Regions from separate parts of the Homo sapiens genome. Here region 1 is linked to region 2. The links are chromatin loops, found by intact Hi-C in ENCODE. Cell type or tissue: adrenal gland. All regions are shown on one strand. Links, peaks and the distances in the headings refer to the core of each region. The heading gives the core; the rest is flanking DNA.

Region 1 (10,935 bases), core at 1,847-9,846, 51 kb before region 2:
CGGATCGGCACGCAGCCTGCACCGTGCAGCCCATCTTCAGTGGCTCTGTGAGCAGGCTGCTGAGGCTGGCTGCCCTTGGGAGGTGTGAGGACGCAGGGGAAGTGTAAATCACACTCCATCCAGTTTCCCCACCCCTAGCCCAGCACCATTTTCACCTAGGGAAAGTCTAATAAAAATGCATTCCAAGTCCTCGTCCTAAAGGGGCAAGGATGGGGATGGGGAGGAGCTGGGGAGGGGAAGCAGTCCAGTGCAGCTTTGATTGCAGATATCTGAGCTGCAGGGCTTTTCTGGCCTTAGAATCAGCCTGGGGAAGCTGGTGGTCCTGGATATCCACTCAACTCTCCAGGCTGCGAGGCGGTCCTGCAAAAAGTCCCAAGTTTCCAGCCCATCATGTGAGGTAGGTGGGTACATGCTCTACCCAGCACAGTGCCTGCCAGCTTGGGTACAGTCAGCTCATCTCTGGGCTGAGCAAGCCCTCCAGAGGTGCCTCACATCTGTGGAGGATGCACCAGCCAGGGCTTTGTCTGGGAGAGCAAGTGGCTGAATGGAGGCTTGTGGCATGACACACCCACAAGGGAGAGGGACAGGGGAGCTAGACCAGGCCACCTGAGCAGTGGTTCCCCACCCTGGACTGCATGTTAGAATCACCTGGAAGCTTTGAGAAAATTCCAGTGCCGAGGCTATATGCCAGACCTATTATAACAGTCGTGGGGTGAGACTCAGGCACCAATAATTTATGAATTTCTCTAGGTGATTTCAATGGGCAGCTAAGGTAGAGAACCACTGACATAAAACCTAAACCTTCCTGGGCTCTGACAGTCTGGCCACATTGAGGCCTATAATGAGGACACAACAGGACCCCTGGTTGGAGCTCAGGGAGGCAGGCATGGGGCTGGCAGGCCCTGGGTGGGGAAGGATAGTCAGCCCCCTGGCCGCACAGATGGTCAGGGTTTCTGGTCAGGCTGGCTGTAGGAGGAGTTGGGAAAGAGCATGTGGAATCAGAGGTGGTGGCCGCCTGAGCCGGGGTCTGAGAAGCAGGGCCGCAGCTGCCAGTGCACTTCCTGCAGCTGGCAAGTGCCCTTCAGAACTGCAAGGGAGGGAAGGAGACAGGAAGTGCCCACTGGGCTTGGCCTCTGATATAGCATTTAGGGTAGATTTTATATTGCATGTCTGGCCTTGGCTGTCAGCCTGGGAGCCCCCAGGAGAGCAGCAGCTGTGTCATCATGATATCCGGGGTTTGGCCGCTTCTCACCTCTTCCACTGTCATCTCTCAGGTGCTGGCAGCCGTCACCTCTCACCTGGATTAGCACAATAGCCTACTGATTGGCCTCCCAGCCTCTGCCCCCAGTTCTCCTAGGCGCAGCGGACAGCAGGATCCTCTGACATGTGTCAGATGTTTCCTGCCTTGCTGAGAGCCTTCCAGTGCCCTCTCCCCACCATGTCACTCAGTCAATGCCAAGTCCCCACAGCAGCCTGCAAGAATCAAATGACCTGTTCCATCTTCCCACCTACCCATCTACCCACTTCCCCCTCGCTCCACTCCCGCCACACTGAACCCCCTGTGCTAGCGCATTCTTGCCTGAGGGCCTTGGCCTGGGATATGCCCTTTGCCTGGAAGCTTGGCCTCCAGAACCCTCATGATCCCTCCTTCTCCTTCTTCTCCAGTTTGCTTGCATGTCCCTTTCTCGGTGAAGCCTTCTCTGCCTGTCTACTTCCTGTCTCCTGAATCTTCCTCATTTCTCTTCCTAACACACTTGGATATCAACATTTTATCTTTTGCTTACTCATCTCCCTGCACTGGAATGTGAGCTCCCAGAGGCTGGGAATTTTTTTCTATTCTATTCACTGATATAAACCCACGGCCCAGACAGTTTCTAGCCTGCAACTGTCACTCTGTGTATTTGTTTCTGTTTTCCCTGCTTTTGAACTATTGGTATTTAACCACAATATTTGGCATGTGACAGTCTCTTTATTGGTCTGTGTGTGGGCTGCCTTTATTTAATTATGTATTTACTTGGTTGTTTTTATTAATGTAATAAGCACCCAAGAACCCATTGCCCAAAACAAAGCTAAGATTGGACAAATGCCTACATCCAAACATTCCCGGGCCTCCCACGGCAACCATTTTATTCCACTTATATATATTCCTAAAAATATACATTTTATTATCATTACTTTTAGCCTTGTTCAAAGCCTGTTATGCTGTATGTAATCACTGCAGCCTTTTTCACTTAATAATGTATTCAGATCCACCTACACCATTGCATGTGCCATGCTGCTTTCCTTTTGACTATAAAAAACATGTGTGGAGTGAATATTTAGCATTACGTCCCCCCATAGTGCCAAGGTCATAATCGTAGCTAACATCGATTAAGTTCTTTCTCTGTGTGAGGCACTCTGCTGAGTGTTTTATTAACCCCATTTAACGGATAGGAAAACTGAGACAGAAAAGGTAAGCAGCTGGCCCAGGATCACACCCATATGGCTTAAAGGGGCAGAGGCAGAATTTGAACCCACACAGTGTGTGTGGCTCCAGAAAACTTGCTTCTAACCTTGTACTACACTGTCTCTCTAAATGAACACCTGAATGAGCTCACACACACACTTTCCCAGACCACCAGCCCCAGAGGAAGCCCCACTGATTTGGTTACAAATCAAGGTTACACACACACACACACACACACACACACAGAGGCATTCTGGCATCGTTCATGAATACTCGTTAATTGACACAAAATTTATGGTAGGAGAAAGCGACCTTACTCTCTGATGCTTGCTAAGATCCTTCTGTCTCCCATAGCCCTCTGTCCATCTCTCTATTAAAATAAAATGCAGCTGGGCCTTGTGTTTACAGGGGTGGGGGCTCAGAACCTACTCCAGCAGGCTGAGCCCTTGGGCTTGGTTGCCAGGGGAGGGGAACAGGCTGGAACCTGTGACATGTTGGTTCTGGGAAGAAGGGGCCTGCTTGGGGCCCCTCCATACCAGGGACCCAGAAGACGGCGGGGGCCTCACTCAGGAGTGCCCTTCTTGGGGAGAGACTCTTTGAATATTAGGAACCAATGAAAGTGGTGCGGAGCCTGAGGGCTGGGCACAGGATTCAGCAAACAATAGATGCTGTTGAGAACAATCGCCCCTGCCCCAGGGGGTGTATGCAGCAGGGCCAAGTTCAGGCAAATAAGTGAACACTGTGGAGGCTTTGGGCCCAAGCCCAGTGTTGGGCTCCTGTGAGCTGGGCTGGACCAGAGGGAGGACGTGGGCCGCAGATGCGACCCTCCTAGTGTGAGGAACAGCCTGTCGCCATGCCAGCACTGATTCAAGGTCTAGGGCAGCATGGGTCTGCAAGGGGCTGTGTGGAACTTGCCTCCCTGACCAGCCGGGAAGGCAGAAGGGGCCTCTCCAGGAAGCCAGAAGCCCAAGAACCAAGCAGGTGGGCCTCTAGCCCAGAGGCTTCATCTGGAGGGATGGGGGCAGGGGAGGACTTGTGAGGGGGGGTTGGTTCCCAACCAGTCCTATGGGAGGAAGAGAGGAAGAAAACAGAAGTGAGTTTTGGTTTGTTTGTTTTTTGGTTGTTTTTTTAGGTTTTTTTTTTGTTTTGTTTTGTTTTTTGCAAGGGACATGTTCTGCTGTCATCAATAGGGGGTGGCAGAGAGCAGAAGACAAACAGCTAGGCCTCCATGGGTCACAAGTCCACCTCAGCCCTCAGTTTCCCCATCTAGAGGGCCTGGAAGCCTTGGAGCTGAGGGCATGTGTGGCGACTGAAGGGCTGGGCTATAGCTAGTGCGCATGCGCCTCAGTAGGGCCCCTGAGATGGGCAGGGGGTGAGGAAGGAGGCAGGGGTCCTCCAGCAGAGGGGAAAGGTCTGCTGAATGTCGGGCGAGCTGTCTCAACCCAGGCTGCATGTTAGAATGACCCTGGGATCTTCTGAAATTCTGATGCCCTGGCCCACCCCAGACCTACAGGGTCAGAATATCTGGGGATGGACCTGGGATCTGTATGTTTCAAAGCCTCCCCAGGTGATCCTTTTTGTTAGCCAGGATTGAGAACCACTGGCTCTGCCCTCAATAGCTGCAGGACCTGGGACGTTGACTTGTATTGCCTATAAGCTGGAGATGGTAATAGTATATGTCACATCGAGGCTGCTGTGAGGTTTCACTGAGATGCCATGTGTAAAGCTTGGCACGTGGCAGCCACCTAGGAGGAACCTATCCAGTCAGCCAAAAACACTGGTGCCTCCCTGTACTTTGCAAACAAGCTCTCGACCTGGCATCCTCAGAGCAAAGGCATCAGGGACACAGGACATTTGGGGAGACGTTTTGTTTCTGGAATCAGATCGGGGTGAGGCTGGCCTAGGGAGCTGGGTCAAAACAGTAGGCACTGCCTTGTGCCAGAGACTGAGGTCAGGGCTGAGCTGAGGCACAAGTTGAAGATCCCGCTCCACTAAAGGCTTTAGCTTTGGCTGTGATGTCTGTCTAGGAGCAGTTTTTAGCCAAGCCTGCTGAAAGGGCCACATTTTTTGAGTGTCTTTTTTTTTTTTTTTTTTTTTTTTGAGACGGAGTTTCACTCTTGTCGCCCAGGCTGGATTGCAGTGGCGCAATCTCAGCTTACTGGGTTCAAGTGATTCCCCTGCCTCAGCCTCCTGAGTAGCTGGGATTACAGGCGCCCACCATCACACCTGGCTGATTTTTGTATTTTTAGTAGAGACAGGGTTTCACCATGTTGGCCAGGCTGGTATTGAACTCCTGACCTCAGGTGATCCCCTTGCCTTGGCCTCCCAAAATGTTGGGATTACAGGCGTGAGCCACTGCACCTGGCTTGTTGAGTGTCTTCTATGTGCAAGACAAGTTCGCGTGAATTATTTCACACAATTCTCACAGCAATCATGTGTGATGGATACACATATCCCCATTTTACAGGGTCGGAAACTGAGGCCCAGAGAGGTGTGGCAGCTTGCTCATCACCACGTAGAACGAGGTCTCTTCATTGCCTCCTGTGTTAGTTCTATAAAGGAATACCTGAGGCTGGGCAATTTACAAAGAGGCTTATTTGGCTCACAGTTCTGCAGGCTGTGCAAGCATGGCACCAGGATCTGCCTGGCTTATGGTGAGGCCTCAGGGAGCTTTTAATCATGGCAGGCAAGGGGAGCTGGCATATGGATGGCAAGAGAGGGAGCAAGAGATGCCAGGCTTTTCAAAACAACCAGCTCTCCTGTGAACTATAGAGCAAGAAGTCACTCATTGCCAAGGGCATGGCACCAAGCCATTCATGAGAAATCCACTCCCATGGTCCAACACCTCCCACTAGAACCCACTTCCAACACTGGGGGTCACATTTCAACGTAAGGTTTGAAGGGGATAAACATCCAAATGATATCACCCCCATGCTGCAGCGGCCTTCCTGCTACCATCACAGCCTGTGTTTGCCTGCTCAGGCTAGGGGCTGGGGGTGGAGGAGGAGTGGTGGGGAGATGGGGTCCCGGCTCTTCAGACACCTGTGACCCCACTTCAGGCAGCTCCTACTCCTAAACCCATACATGGAAGGATTGTTCTTTTCAAAGTCCTTTAAAACAAAAACTAAAACAAATCCCCTTCTATTTTCCATGAAGATTTTTAGTAACATTCTTTTGAAAATTCCAATTCTATTTTGTCTGTAAGGAAGGGAAAACATGAGGAAGGGAGTGTTCTTTTAAGCCCAGCAGGAGCCGGGTGTCCAGGTGGTTGATGGTGTGAGGCAGGGTCTGGGTGGGAGAGTGGGTGGGAGAGTGGGAAGCCTGTTGCCAGGTCTCTAGGGCTGGAGAGTTGATGCTGTGGCTCTCTGAAGACAAGAGGAGTGAGGACAGTGAAAATTGCTGATCCTTTCTTACGGGGGCTGGGCGCTTCCCGTGCTTAGGTAGACCTGAAGGGCTATCCTCCATCCACAGGGCCTCTCCATGGCCTTGATTATACATCTTTCCAGTTGAGTTATGCTTTAGGGGTAGGGGGCAAGAAGCTAATTGAGACCCCTAAGTATCAGAGCTGGACAGGTCCATTGAGTTCACCAGCCTAGAGATTCTCTGAACAGTTGGATGGGGTGGGGATGGGGGTGGAGCACAATTGTGCAGCCCCCTGGAGAGGCTGATCTATCCACGCCCATGAGGAGCCACCCTTCCTACCGGGAGTGTGGGATTTGAGGCTGAACACAGGCTCCAGTCTACCTCGTTACCTCCCACTTTGCCCAAAATGAGGAAACTGAGGCCCAATGTGGGAGGTGTTTCTTGGGGGTCCCCAGGCTAGTAGGTGGCAAAGCTGGGGCTTCCTGAGTACCAGGCCAGTGCCCTTTGCACTCAAACCAGGCAGGGGTTGCAGGGAGTGGGAGGAGAAACTGACTACCTTGGACATCATGAGTCCCTGTGGGGAGGACCGTCACTCCATTGAGAATCCAGATACGTGATCCCTCAGCTTTGCTTTCCTCACTAGATCACAGAAAACCTTCCGCCATTTCCCTGTGTCCTGTTGGGGTTTTGAATTTTCAAAAATCCCCGAGTCCTGTGAGCCTCATCCAGCGTTGGTTTGCCAATTTACCCCCAGCAAACTCCAGCTGTTGCTGAGTTCCTCTCAACTGGTGATCCTCTCAGGGTCAGCTCTCTAGGTACCTGCTTTATGCAGAAGTTGCTGTGTTCCGAGTGTCTCAACTCCCCTGGCTTCTGAAATCACACACATTTTGTCCCAACTCTAATTGGCACTCATGAAGGCATTCCCCAGGCAGATTGGGGTAGGCTTTGACAGCCCGAACAGAGGACAGAAGCTGCCATGCCCATGGTCACCATGCCCTCTGCAGAGGGCTCCTTTCATCCGAAGGGGCTGTGCAGACCCCCAGGAGGGGGAGCTGAGGGAAACCCATTAACAGCCGGCTCAGGACTCCCCTGCTGGCTGCAAACAATGCCTGCCTGCCTGCTTGTGAAGCACTTGGAAAATGGCTCATTAAAAATGAAAGCCAGGGTCGGGGCGGGCACCTCGGGTGGCCTGCAGCCTGCACCCTTCTCCCAGCTGTCAGCAGTCTCTAGGGGATGGGCTGGCCTGGAGGGGTGGGGGCAACTGTGGGCTCTTCCTTCCCTGGTCTCCAAGGAAGCTCAGCTGGAGAGCCCTTGTTGAAGGGGATTTCTGGAAGAGGCTGCTGTGTCTTGTGCCTGATTGGGTATACAGTACTGCCCATACCTGCCACCTCCCATCATCCTGTGCACTAGTCCTAGCAGCTCTTGGCCACTATATGCAGTGACCCCACCCTTTTGTCTCCTCTCTGGGCTCTCCTGCCCTTTTCCTCCTTCACTGGACATTTGAACTTCAGATAAGCAATGAGAAGTTTAGTAGTGGCAACTAAAAATGCAGCTAGGCATTGATACATGTACCCTAGGGAGCAAAATCATCCCTTTATAACTTGAGAATCTTGAGGGGCTTTTAAGAGGGGACTCTGTCATTGGTAAGTCTTAAGGTTGCTTTTGCCATGTTCCCCAGGATTTAGAGGGAAAGATCATTGTAGACGAACTGAAGCAAGAAGTTATCAGTAATCCCGCATATTGCACAGAACGCACTTATACTAAAAAGTTATTTGTTGTTTATCTGAAATTCAGATATAACTGAGCATCCTGTACTTTTGTTCACTAAATTTGGTAACCTTATTGTGTTAGTTCGTTCTTGCGTTGCTACGAAGGAATACCTGAGACAGGGTAATTTATAAAGAGGTTTAATTGGCTTACCGTTTTGCAGCCTGTACAGGAAGCACGGTGCTGGCCTCTGGTTCTGGTGAGGCAGGTGGTGACAGGGAGCTATCATGTCACATGCCAAAGCTGGAGCAAGAAGGAGAAGGGGGTGGTCCCAGACTCTTAAACAACCAGATCTCACATGAACTGAGTGAGAACTCACTCATCACCAAGGAGATGGTGCTAAGCCATTCATGTTCTGCCTATGATCCAGTACCTCCCACCGGGCCCTACCTCCAACATTGGGAATCACATTTCAACATGAGATTTGGAGGGGATGCACATCCAAACCATGTTACTCACCCACAGAGAAATCTCCCCACAATAGGGCTGGGTCCAAGCGGGATGACATCTGTATTCTGTGGCTTCTGTCCTTTGCAAGACCAGCTCTACTTACCCATGCCCCGGAGATTGCAGTTAAAACACGCAGGTTCTGACTGAGTTGATATAGGGCAGGGCAGAGACTCTACATTTCTAGCAAGCTCCCAGGCCAGTGCTAATGACCTCTTAACAAGGCCTATGCTGCTGGTCCAGGGACCATACTTTGAGTAACAAGGAACTAGAGCAGTGATTGCAGGCTGAACCTCAGGACTGTTGGGGAGCAGGGGAGGGGGTTTAAAAACGCTGCTGCCTGACCCCCACAATTCGGATCTAATTTGTCTGGACAGGGCCTAAGCACCAAGGTGATCTAATTCCCAGGCAGGCTTGAGAACCACTGCCCTAGGCTCACTCTTAGCAACTTCTGTCTGCACTTGCTGGCCTGAGGCCTCTGGATTTTGCTAGATACTGCTTAGACTCACTCCGAACTCTAGGGTTTCCATTTCCTATGAATGATGCCCCTGGAGCTGAGCATGACAGCCACAACTGGCCTGGAAAGCAGAAATCCTAGCTTTGAGTCCATGCATTGAATACTGTGTCATCTTGGATAACTCGCTTAATCTCTCTGAGCCTTAGGTTCACACTTATAAAGAGACGAGAGGAGTGATAGTTATAACAAAAGGAGGATCAGATGAACAGGACCTGATGCAAGAGCTTCTTGGGTCCATAATCAGGCATGGGAATATCAGATGAGTTGATGACAATAGGAATCGAATGAAGAACTATTACATTTAGCATCGGCCTCTGTGGTCAAGAAGGTTCACATGGAATCAGTTACGATGTATTGACATCCCTGCCCCGTAGCATCGTGGAAGAGCTTGTCCTGTTCACCACAGCCCAGGATATAACTCCATTCTCACATTATGGCTCACACACAGTAGGCATTCAAAACACACTGCTGAACCAATGATTGAGACACTGTTTCAGAAGCCTGGGACAGCTGGGCTTCTAGGGACACAGCATGTGACATGACCCGCACTGACTCCTATGGAGTACCTACTGTGTGCCAGGGACTCTGCTAAGCTTGTTAATTCTCACAACATTGCTGTGAGGTAGGTACTATTATTATCTCTGTTCTTCACATGAGGCACAGAGAATTTAAGTAGCTTGTCCAAGGTCCCATAGCTGGAAAGCGGCAGAGCTGGGATTTGAACCCAGGCAATCTGACTCCAGAAGTCATGCTGGTGAACATTGCCCTTTACTGCCTCTTAGAAATTAAGAGCCAATGAGCATAAAACCATGACAGAAGAGTCTTTACTTGGATACTTGCTGGAGGGGTAAAATAGAGTCCTGACACAAGGGATGATATGACTCATCGTAGTGCTGTGGGGTGGCCAGCAAAGGCCAGGAAGGGAGCTTGACAAGCCTTCTGGGGTTCGGGGTAGGTAGGGCTGAGCAGGCAGGATGAACAAGAATGCCAGCTGCCTGGATGGCCTCAAGAAGATCCCTGTGGGCTGGGAACCATGGGAAGTTGGCCAGCTGGTAGCAAGGCCCAGGAGGGGACTGGATCTCCAAGATGTGGCCGAAGCCCAGGCATGTGAGCCCAGCACGTGGGCACTGCCTGAGACCTCCTTTCATGTGCCCTGAGCAGGGACAGGCTACACGTGTAGTTGAAGGTCAGGCATTGGCTCCCTTCTAAGGGGGTCAGACCGAGCTTCACAGAGGAGGAAACCCTCCTTCTGTCCCTGAGAGATGGACAGAAACTGGATAAGCAGGTGGCAGGTCAAAGATGTCTTAAGTAGGTGGGAGAATAGCAGAAGTACAGAGATTCTTGCCTTGGAAGAGTATCTAATTGAGAAATTTCAGGAATCAAAGCAGGCTTGTTGGGGAGAAATATTTGGTCTAAAATGGCTGCTTTTTCTACTTGTCTTTATCTTATTGATGAAGAAAAATCCAAATAAAAGCAAATTTTTAATGGAATAACTTTGATATCTTTACTGTCAGCCATGCATGCCCTTGGGACCCCCAATGGTCCTAGGACTTCCCTTCAAGGTGTCAGGTAAGATCACAGATTTGCCATCAGATGTATCTTAGTGTGAGTCCCATCCCAGCCACTGAATAGCCATATTATTGGGCACATTGCTTTACCTCTCTGAACCTCAGTTTTCTCATCTGTTGTATCAAGACTGTCCTGTCCATTGTAGGACATTGAGCAGCATCCCTGGCGTCTTACCCATTAGATGACAGTAGCAACCCCCTCTTACCGAGTTACTGACAACCAAAAATGTCTCCAGACATTGCCAAATGTCTCCTGGGAGGCAAATTGCCCATAATTGAGAGTGACTATAACAGACCCTGGCTTCTTCTTAGGCAGAAAAGGCTAACTTTCATTCATTCATTTTTTTTTATTTCTTCATTCAGCAGATATTTACTAAGCACTTGCGATGGTACTGTGTGCTGGGCACTGGGAGATTTGGTGCTGAGCAAGACAAGTCATGTGCCCTCAAGCAGCTCCCACCACGGGCAGGCAGGGGGTGAGAAAGACAAGAGAACAGACATCTACTGCATCTTGGGATCTGCTGCCTTAGGAAGCAGATGGTGCTATGGGAACATGAGGAAGAGATGCCTACCCCTGGGTTTTGTTGGAGGGGTGGGGAATCTGGATCAGAGGTATCACAGAGTACTGACTGGCAGGGGCCAGGAATCCCTCCATTTCTGTTGTCGATTGAATAAATCTGGGAATGGTGAGCAAAGACTGCACATGATGTAATTTACTGCCCAAATTGGCTGAAAAGATGTGCACACATCTGTCACATAGAGGGGCAGTTACTTTGTGCTGACATTTGGAGCCAGGCAGCCAGGGGCCAGCTGATGTGTCTCCTTGG
Region 2 (10,935 bases), core at 1,332-9,331:
TGGCAACAGAGCGAGACTCCATCTCAAAAAAAAAAAAAAAAAAAAAAAGAAAGAGAGAAAAAGAACTAGGTTTAGGTTTTGGTAATTAGTTTCCTCTTTCATTGATGTATACTCTCATATTTAGTATCTTATCTCTTCTACTTTCTTTGTGTTTATTGTTGTTTTGCTAACTCCTTGAGGTGAACATTTAACTGATTTATATTTATTCCTTCTCTCTCTCTCCCTTGTCTGACACTGATAGTGTTACATCAGTTATCTTGTCATTATTATTTGTCTGGAATGCCTTTTTCCATTACTTTATTTTCAACCTCTTTAGATTATTCTGTTTTTTATGTCGTTGTAACAACATTAGCTGGCTTTTCTTCCCTTTTATTTAATCTGAGAATTTGTCATTTACTAGGTTATTTTAATCCTGTTCTGGACCAAGCTAATGAACCTCCAGTGTGGACTAGAGATCTCTAACAAAGAGGCTCAGAAGGAAATCACCAAGGAATAAAACATTGTCAGAACCATTTGCCGATCAAAGTGACTTCTACCTTTGAGCTGTGGGCTTCCTCCCCTCAGCTCCCAGGAGTCTCCTGAAAATCTTTAAATGTGGTCCCAGGTGTCCCTATAATCTCAGGTATTCTTGTAATTTGAGAGGTTAACATACCTTACAGTGAGTGGTGGATTTCACTTTGAGCATGGTGCTTTCATCTGCCTACGCTATATCAGCACATGAAGGAGAGAAGCTCCTGATGCTGAACCTTCTAAACAGGGGCTTTTTCTTCTCCACCACTTCATCCCCAGCTTCCACTAAGGTGCCTGATTATATGTGCTATGGTCTGACTGTTGATGGCCCCCACAAAATCATGTGTTGAAGCCTAACCTCCAAGGTGATAGTATTAGGAGGTGTGGCTTTTGGACGGTGATTAGGTCTTGAGGGTAGAACCCTTAGGAATATGATTAGTGCTCATATATCAAAGGCCTGAGGGAGCCTGGTACCTCCTTCAGTGATGTGAGGACACAGTGAGAAGGCACCATCTTTGAAACAGAGCAGGCCGGGCATGGCGGCTCACATGTGTAATCCCAGCACTTTGGGAGGCTGAGATGGGTGGATCACTTGAGGCCAGGAGTTTGGGAGCAGCCTGGTCAACAAGACAAAACCCTGCCGATACTAAAAATACAAAAAAAGTTAGCTGGGTGTGGTGGCATGTGCCTGTGGTCCCAGCTACTCAGGAGGCTGAGGCATGAGAATCACTTGAACCTGGGAGGCAGAGGTTGCAGTGAGCCAAGAGTGTACCACTGAACTCCAACCTGGGCAGCAGAGCAAGACCCTGTCTCAAAAAAAAAAAAAAAAAAAAGAAACAGAGCAAGCCCTTACTAGACATCAAATCTGCTGGTGGCTTGATCTTGGACTTCCCAGCTACTAGAACTGTGAGCAATAAATTTCAGTTGCTTACAAATTACCCAGTCTAAGATATTTTATTATAGCATCACAATGGACTAGTATAATATGCATATGTATATAGATGCATAGATAGATATATCTACATTTTTATCTACACCCCACATTTACATGTATATGTCTTGACAAGGATGCTTTCCTTGACAAACTTTAGTGAGGCTCCTCCAAGCCCTCTTCTAGCCTAGGCCTTGACCTTGGCCAGCTGAGCCCAGTTTTAGCAAAGAATCCTGCTAAGCCAGTTTATTGAGAATCCCCCCCACCCTTGATATCTGATTACCCTTGATATCTAATCAAGTTCATCATCCCTCACCCTTGATATCTAAGCCCTCAGCTTGCCTTTAGCAAGACTCCTGTTAAGCCAGTTTAGCAAGAATACCCTGCCCTTGATGTCTAATCAAGTTCTTCTTAGTTATTTCCACCCACTGGCCCCCTCACTTTGCTCCTTGGCTATAAATCCCCAGCTGTCTCTGCTGTATTCAAAGTTGAGCTCAGTTCTGCGCTGAAGTCTCTCTCCCCTAATGTGACAGCTTGCATAAAATTTGTCTTGCCATTTTAAACAAGTGTCTCATGCAAAATTTTCTTTCATAGTCTTCTATGTCTGTATAGTGAATAAATTAATAAATGAATGACATGGGGCTGGAGAAGTGCTTGTAATTATGAAAAGCGTGCCGTTGGACTTTGAAACTCAATGCTTAAACAAGTGCATGGCCTGCTGTTCCCAAAGATTTCACCTCAAACTTGTTCTCATTTGCCTATTGAAAGTATCTGCTAAATATTGTGCTCAGTTGCCAAAACGGCTGATATATCTTGAATGTTGGCCTATGGAGAGTACTTGCAATTCACATCTGTGAGACAGAGACATTTAGAAGCTAGAAATCTACAAGGCCTTTTGTCTTAGTCCATTTGGGCTGCTATCACAGAATACCATAAACTGGGTGACTTAACAACAAAAGACATTAGTTTCTTACAGTTCTAGAGGCTGGGAAGTCCAAGATCAAGGTGCCCGTAGATTTGGTGTCTGGTGAGGGGCTGCACGCTGGCTTACAACCAGCTGTTTATTGCTGTGTTCTCACGTGGTGTAAGGGTCAGGGGAGCTCTCCAGGGGTCTCTTTTATGAAAGTTCTAATCCCATTCAGGAGGGCTCCACCCTCATGACCTAATGACCTCCCAAAGGCTCCACCACCTTCTAACACCATCTCCTTGGAAGTTAGGATATCAACATGTGAGTTTGATGGAGACACGTATTGATGTGTCTTTCAACCTGCAAACCAGAACATGATGTGCTCAGAGGAACCTTGGGGAGAAGCCATGGTGAGTGAGAGTGGGAAGGAGAATTTGGGTTTCCTTTATTCCTCTGGCCTTGGTTACCATATTGATAACAATGAAGACCCAGTCGTGAAAAGACTTTGCTGCCAGACTAAAATGCATTTCCCTTTGTGCAAACTCCAGCTGAGAGTGTGGTGCCAGGCCACTCTTTATCCCTGCCGATTAGTTTTAGTTGAATAGAACTGTTGAGGGGGGCCTTGCTGTCAAGCAGTGAACACATGCCTTATCTGATGCTGGATGAATTGTTGCCAGGGATTGGTCAGTGATGACAGTGGGAAGGCCTGGACAAGAAACAGAAGAGAAAACTTCCTGTCATGTAGTTTCTGTGGTGCTGAGGGGGTATCTGATGAGCAATGGAGGAGGCTGGGCTAGAAGAAGATGACCTTGTGCTTTGATCCAACTTGACCTACAGCAGAAGCTAATCATGAGTCAAAGAGGCAGGTACCAGGGTGTTCACTGCAGCCATATTTGCAACAGTGAAAATGGAAACAAACATCAAATGACCTCAGTGTCTATTAGTAGAGGAATTTTTGAGCTATAGAGTGCTATGTAATCCTTTAAAGGAATGGGGTGGAGCCTACTAGGATGTATGTCCCATTGAAGACCCAATGTCCTTTTATTATAACACATATCTTATAATATTCCTTTTGCTAGCCTGAAATGATACTCATAAATACATGTAAACCTACCTACACATAAAACTAAAAAAAAAAAATCCATTCTATATAGCTACCTGTAACATTAAACAGAAATAAAAGGAAAGTAACTTGTAATAAAATTGTATGTATTTCACTCTATCAGTGCTTAGGCAGGAGTAGACTAGGAGACATAATGAAGTGGCCAGAAGCTTGCCCCTGTGCCTGGAGCCACTGATTTGGTACGGATGCTAGGGGGGTTGTGTGGACAGCTCAGTTGCTGAGAGCAGCACTGCTATTGCAATGAGATTTCTTTTACAATGATGAGTAACTCCTGCTAAAATTATGAACAAAACAAAGTCTGTTTCTCTATAGTGCTAGAATGCAGGTCAAGTCTTGGCTGGGTGAGATTGTGGAGGCATTGCAGGTTATTTGGCACCCTCATTTCCAACATCCGGGGTGTGGTATTGCCTGTGTTAAGAACCTCAGGCTTCTGCCACCTGCTTGTTCTATGGATGAAGAGACTGAAGAGACTGGGGTTAAAGGCCTAATAGGGACCAGAAACCAAGACCCTTGCAATAGTCCTTCTCAGTCGCCTCCTGGATGCCTTCCTCCCTGCCGTGGAGTCAGTGGGAAGAGCATGAGTTGTGGGATCGGAGGCCTGGGTGTTGGTGGGTCCTAGCTCCATCGACCACTTAAACCTCTCTAAGCATTAGCTTTATTTCACTTTAAAATTATTTTTGAATTTTTAAAATTTTGAAACAATCTCAAACTTACAGAAAAGGCACAAATGCAGTACAAGGAGCCTTCCCTCACCCCTGAACCATTTGCGAGTAAATTGCCAAACTGACGCTCCATCATCCCAGAATATTATTTAGTGTGCATTTCCTATAAACGAGAACATTCTGCTATAGAACCACACCACAGCCACCAAAACCAGGAAATTCACACTGATTTGCTGCTGCTTCATAATCCTCAGACCCTCATTACGTTGTGCAAGTGTCTCAATGATGTCGTTTTAGCAAAAGGGCCCAGTGCAGAATCACATGGTACAGCAAGTTGACACGCGTCTTTAGTCTCCTGCAGTCTGTGAGCAGTTTCTCAGTCTTTCCCTGTCTCCCATGGACTGAATGCTATTTTGTTGAATACAGGCCAGTTATTTTGTAAGTGCCCCTCATTTAGGGTTTGTCTGATGTTGGCATGATTAGATTCAAGAGATGCCTCTCTTTGACAGGATGCCATGTCCTTCATATTGTGAGTTTTATTTTCAATGTGACCATAAGAAAAACTGGGCTCTTTTATTGCACTCTGCCCACAGGCCAGCACTGGGCTCAGTGCTTTGCCTGCATGATGTCATTTAGTTCTCCTCTGGGGTATGTTCCGTTACAATCCCTGTTCTAGAGATGAGCAAACTGGCTCAGAGAGCATAAATAACTTGCCCAGCTTAAGCGAAAATCCGAGATGAACCAAGACTTGAACTCCCGTGTTCTAGCTTCAGAATTGCTGAACATATTGACTATTGTCAGAGAAAACCATAGCCAGGCACTAAAGAGATAAAGACAGATTTTAATCAGAAACTATTGCAATAAGAGAAAAGAGACTTCAGGATAGAACTAAGCTCAATCCTAAACACAACAAAGACAATTGGGGACTTACAATCAAAGAGCAGAGTTGCAGGAGCAGAGTTAGAAAATTACTAGTGGAGACATCAAGAGTAGAGGGACTCTTGCCAAACAAACCTAACAGGATTCTTGCCAAAGGCAGGCCAGGTAATTAGATATCAAGGATAGGGTTGATTCTTGCTAAAACCAGGCTTTTCAGTTCTATTAGAGACCTCCCTGGCACCACCAGGACTAGAAGGCAGATCCCTCCTCCTACCCCATCTCCACCCATTGTCTCTCATCCAGACAGGTGGTTCTCACTTCACCGTGACCTTCCCAAGTGGCATAACCATTCTGTCTTTTACTTTCTCATCTGCAGCCAAGGACTTGGGACCCCTGTCCTTCCACTTCGCTTGTGGTCGTGGGGGTTGATTGAGACGACAGATGGAAAAGAGCTTTGCAAAGTGCCCTGTGAAGGTAGAAAATTCTACAGGCTGCCCTTTTGGCTGACTCCCAGGCACAGTCCTTTTGGGGGAGTGTCCACCACATGAACATGTAGTTAGTCACCATTCCCCATGTGAGCAGACCATTTGGTGGGAGCTGGCCGGGTTAGGGGGAGGGTGATGTCAAGGAGGCTGTTGCCATGGTGACTTGGTGGTAGCCCTTCCCAGCCTCCCTTAACCGAACCCCTGCAGCCAGGTTTCCAAAGCACTGCTTTCCAGCACATTGGAAAGCTATTTCCACCTCTCTGAAACCTGGATCGTGTCTGACAGCTGAAACCCAGCCTCTCAGAAGACCCCAGAAGGTCCTTCATCAAGCCAAGCCTGGGGAGTGGGGCTCTGGCTTCCCAGAGTAGGCAGGCAAGCCTAGCTGCATCTGTGAGGATGTGCAGTGACACAGAGCCAGCTGTGGGGAGTGACATGCGGCGAGTGCTCCTTTCTTTGTTTCTCTCTGATTTATCCCAGTTGTGCTCATAAAGGTGATTTCATTCTGTGGTCATTTTAAACAATGAGCAGCTCAGTCTTATTCGCCCCATGATTACAGCTCAGCTTCTGACTGTAATTGATGTTAGCCAGGCTGGCTAATGTAATATCTTATGAAGACTGGCTCATTAATTGACTGTAGAGATGTCACCCACGCACTGGAGGTATTAACAGTCACAGGCCTTAGGTACTGCTGACTCAGCAATGGTGGGACTGCAGATTTCTGTTCCTTCTTTTAGGATGAAGTCCCAACAGTGGGATTACTAGGTTATAGAGTACAGATATCTTTATAGGTCTTGATGTGTTTTGCTAAATATTTTACCCAAATATTGCACCAGATTTTAATGTCACTAGCCGTTTACAAATGTTCTCACTTGTCTACAGTCCTACCAGCATTTGATTTATTAACTCCATTTGGGGGGCTAATTTATAACTATAAAATGGTATATTATTGCCTTATATTGCATTTGGGGGGCTTGAGTGGTTTAATTTGCATATCTTTGATTACTAATCTATTACTAACTATTTAATATGTTGGTTTATGATTTGTTTTTCCTCCTATGTATTGTCTGTTTATATCCTTGGCTCCTTTCTGCTGAGTTTTTTTTTTTTTTTTTAGCAGCTTTATTGTCACCAAGGAGCCACAGGGACATGAATAGACACAGTTCCCAGTGTCAAGAGCGAGATAGCTGACCCTCTCAGGACTGCTGTGGAAGGTTGTGGAGAGAGGCCAGGAAGGAGGTCAGGAAGGTCATTTTCGGGACACCAGAATGCTCAGCTGCATGCATTCATTAAGTACATTTTTTAAGGTCCTCTATTCCTTTGAGAAAAAGAAGAGACAGTTCTGTTTTCTCTAATCCTTAACTCTGATGTCTGGACGAGTGGCTGCAGAGTGGATGCAGAGATCAGCACAGTGTGATGCTGCCCTCAGGTTGCTGATGATTGCAAGGAGGCTGCACCAGCATCTCCCTGCCCACACGAGTTGCTCGTGCTGGTGCCACGTGAGTGGTGCTACTTGCAAGTGTACTGGGGGCCCAGAGGACAGAAAGATCCACGTGGGCTGAGGCAGTCAGAGTGTGGGGGATGGTCCTGAAGAGCAGGTAGATTTAGCCAGAAGGAGAGACCTGAAAGCCTTGCTAGGTGGGGGAAAGTGTCCACCAAGCACTGGGACAGGAACTTTTATGGTGTTTGTGGGACAATGAGGAGTTGAATCAGGCTGGAGCACATGGTTCCCATGGGAGCTGGGGCCACTCTAGGCCAGAGAGGAACAGTGGCTCATGTTATGAGCAACCTGGGCCAGGCCAGGTGCAGGTTACCCTGAGTGGGCACAGAAGGCATTCTGGTGGTAGGAGCATGAGAAGACAGAGTGGAAACAAGGTGGACAGCTCTGCAGTGAGGCCCAGCCAGTGCTCTTGGCTCGCAGATTCTGCATCCAGTGATACTGGCTGCTGGGCACTGTCAGGCTCTATAACTGGTCTGGGGCATGCTCTGTAGGCTGGTCTTGGTGGAGCCTGAAACTGCCCCATCTGGCCACATAGCCCTAAAGACAAAACCTAGCAACATGGAGTGACACGGACATGCAGTCTTCTCGAACTTAAATTGGGTTAGTGGTTGTGTGTTAATGTGTTCCTGTCTGTTGGGTATGTCACACAGGAAAGAAAGGCTGGGTAACATTTCCCTGTATGCTGATGATTTCCTTATTTATAAAGTAAGTCTGTAGGGCTTACTCCAAGATGAGACCACTCTACACTGGTGCTGTTTTCTGAGCATTTCCACATCATCTATATGAGCCCTGGTTTCATATACTGCCTGGTGTTTGTCTTAGAGAGTTTCTTGTGGGTAGGCCTCATCTCCTTAGTGAGACAGCAAGCTCTCTGAGGATAGGGAAGTAGCAGACTTCTTCCCAGAATCCCAGCAGGGCAGGACCACAGGGTGTGGACTCTGTAAGTGGTCAAGATACCCCTGTTGCTTGGTTATGGGCCACCTTCCAAGTACTTCATCCTTCAACTTCACTGAACTCTCCTGAGGCTGGAAGCATGAAGTGCTAGGGTAGACCATGAGCCAGGGAGCTTGGGTTGACATCCAGCTCTGCCGTCCTCTCACTGTGCAGCCTTGAGCCGGTCATTTTACTCTCCTGTGCCTCAGTTTCCCCAGCTGTACAATGAGACAGTCATTGAAAATAGATGTAAGGATATTTCAGATTCTTTTCCATGTTCATGCTTTCTTCACATACTCCTGTGACTTTCTAGGGATGTGAATCCCTAGCCCTGTGACTAGATATACTGGAAGGTCCCAGAGGATAGGGAAGAGGACCTTTGTCCCCTCTGCACCTTCCTTCTGGCCCTTCTGCTCTGCCTGCACCCACAGATGCTAAGATGGCTCCAGTTCAAGGTATTCTGTACAAGGAAGGCCAAGGCCAGACCTGCCTCTTCCATTTGGTGCAGAAAATAGATCTTAATGATGATGTGGAAGATTCAGAGTGCTCACATCCCCAAAATGCCTTTCCATGACCACCATGTCCTGGTTAATGGGGTATTTGGGGAGCCCACAGAGCCTGAGCTGATGCCACCTGGCACTTGCTTCGTAAGAAGCAGCGACAGTGAGAGCTTAGGGTCTATTTGGGAGCCTAGTGTCCATGCTGTGAAGATGCTCTGTGATGCATGGAGTGACTCAGAGGCGAGGATTCCAGGCAGAGCTGTTGGGTGGGCATCTAGGGTGGGAATCAGGGGTATCCTTCAGATGAACTCTTATTTTGCACAACATCATCCTATGAGAACAACTCTCTCTGGAGCCAGTGACTTAGTGCAGTCTTTCCCACATAGTTCCGGCAGCGCCAAGCCATTATTTTGCACCACAGCAATAATCATCACCATGATAATAACAGAAGTCCATTTGTTCAGTCTCTTAACTTGGAAATAAATAAGACAGCTGATCCAGTGTGAGCTCCAGCTCTAGTCTATCTGCCCCATCATCACTTGATAACGATCATGGAGCCCCTGTCTGCACACGGTGCCCTGCCCAGCACTCGAGATATTAAATCCACCTAGAAGCAGGGTATAATAATGCTGACCCTGCAGGGATGTTCCAAGAATTAATTCCTGTGGGCTCTCCATTCCGCTTTTCTCCAACACATTCAATCTTAGGAACCCAAGAGTTGGTGACGTTTATCCGATGAATTAAAACATTCCGCTGTTGCCCCTGGAACTCTTCATTACAATCCTGAGTCAATCAATGGCAGAGAGGAATACTATTTATTAGTTAAGTGGCTGCTATTGAATTCTTAATTTAAGTGGGTTTTAATTCAGTGTTTTCCTTGCTGCCCTTCATTTTGCCCTTGCTCATACAAATTTGCCCGTTAAAGCCTGGTGTGGGGCCATGCTGATGCCTTTTATCTTGATTTTGTTGTGTTTTATTTTCTGGAGAATGGTTTTCAGTGGAGGAGAAGGCAAGATGCTCAGAGTAGACAGGGAGGCCAGATCACCAGGCCTAGGGCAGGCTTTGCTGCCAGGAGCAAGGACGTCAAAATGGCTTTTCAGATAAGGTCTTATGGCGAACATGGCCTTCACTGGTGTCTTGTGCTTTGGTTTTGCCAACTCGAAAACTTTACTACAGTTCTCGCACCAGATATGAGTCAGAGCTAGTAGGTGGGATGCATAGACCATCTCCCTGACCGGAAGGGAGCTTTTGAGTGGTGGCTGTTGCAGTCTGCCTTGATCTGCTGCAACTCCAGGAGGTTACCCAGGCTGATCACAGCCACTCCTTACTGTAGCGCATGTTGTTTTCAACAGCTTTATTGGGATATAACTGAATTACAGTAAATTGCACATGGTTAAAGTGGACAATTTGGTAAGTTTAGACTTATGCATACATCTATGACATCATCACCACATCAAAATAATAGACATATCCTTCATCCCAAAAGTTTCCTGTGTCCCCTTGTGATCATATCCTCCCACTCCTAGTGCCCAGGGGGAAGGGAATGCTCGGTGACAGATCTTCTTTCTGTCATTACAGATTATTTACATTTTCTAGAATTTTATATAAATAGGCTCACACAGCATGTAATCTTTTTATGCAGTTTCTCTCACTCAGCATAGTTATTTTGAGATTAATACAAGTTGTTGCATGTATCAGTAGTTCATTCATTTTTATTGCTGAGCAGTATTCCATGGTTGTTTATCCATTTGCCTGTTGATAGACATTTGGGCTGTTTCCAGTTTTGGGCTATTACAAATAAAGTTTCTATGAACATTCATGTATGAGTCTGTGTGGATATGTTTTCATTTCTCTTGGATACAAACCTAGGAAGGGAATGATTGGACTGTGTGGTAGTATATCTTTAACTTGTTAAGAAACTGCCAAACTACTTACCAAAATAGTTGTGCCATTTTCCATTCCTATCAGTGATATAGGAGAGTTCTAGTTGGTCTGTATTGTCCTCGACATTTCGTATTTGCAGTCTTCTTATTTTCACTATTCTAATTGTTGTGGAGGGATATATCATTGTGGTTTTGATTTTCATGTCCCTTATAACTAATGACACAGAACATTTTTCATGGGCTTACTTGCCATTCATATTTTTTTTGGTAAAGTTCTGTTCAAATATTTTGCCCATTTGAGGGACAGTTGTTTGATTTCTTATTGTTGAGCTTTGGGAGTTATATACTCCAGATATGTGGGTTGCATATTTCTCACCTTCTGCAGTTTATCTTTTCATTCTCTTCATGGTATCTTACAAGGACCAAAGTTCTAAATTTTTATGAAGTCCAATTTTTCAGTTTTTTTCTTTTATGTATAGTGCTTTTTGTGTCATATCTAAGACATTATTGCCTAACTGAAGGTCAGAAAGATTTTTCTCTTGTTTTTGTCCAAAAATTCTATAGTTTTAGGTTTTACATTAAGGACAGTGGTCCCTTTTGAGTTTATTTTGTGTATGGTAGAAG

Evidence for each region. Peaks named below come from ENCODE experiments on the same cell type or tissue, not always from the same donor. Only the 100,000 strongest peaks of a DNase experiment are listed, where the experiment ranks them.
Region 1: a loop joins it to region 2, with 1.8 times the contacts of the local background. A loop is called at or near these places in 2 of 110 quality-filtered maps.

Annotation. Positions count from the first base shown.
Region 1 is chr18:48,310,869-48,321,803 of GRCh38, reverse strand. The region is part of intron 2 of ZBTB7C (zinc finger and BTB domain containing 7C); the gene reads left to right. Among named protein-coding and RNA genes, the nearest start is that of ZBTB7C-AS2, 64 kb to the right of the region's middle. RefSeq lists an enhancer at 3,249-3,750. In adrenal gland, for the core only: no CTCF peak of the experiment used is centred there; no DNase peak of the experiment used is centred there; H3K4me3 peaks cover 293 bases; H3K27ac peaks cover 696 bases.
Region 2 is chr18:48,259,367-48,270,301 of GRCh38, reverse strand. The region is part of intron 2 of ZBTB7C (zinc finger and BTB domain containing 7C); the gene reads left to right. Among named protein-coding and RNA genes, the nearest start is that of ZBTB7C-AS2, 13 kb to the right of the region's middle. In adrenal gland, for the core only: no CTCF peak of the experiment used is centred there; DNase peaks (open chromatin) are centred at 5,641, 7,121 and 7,411.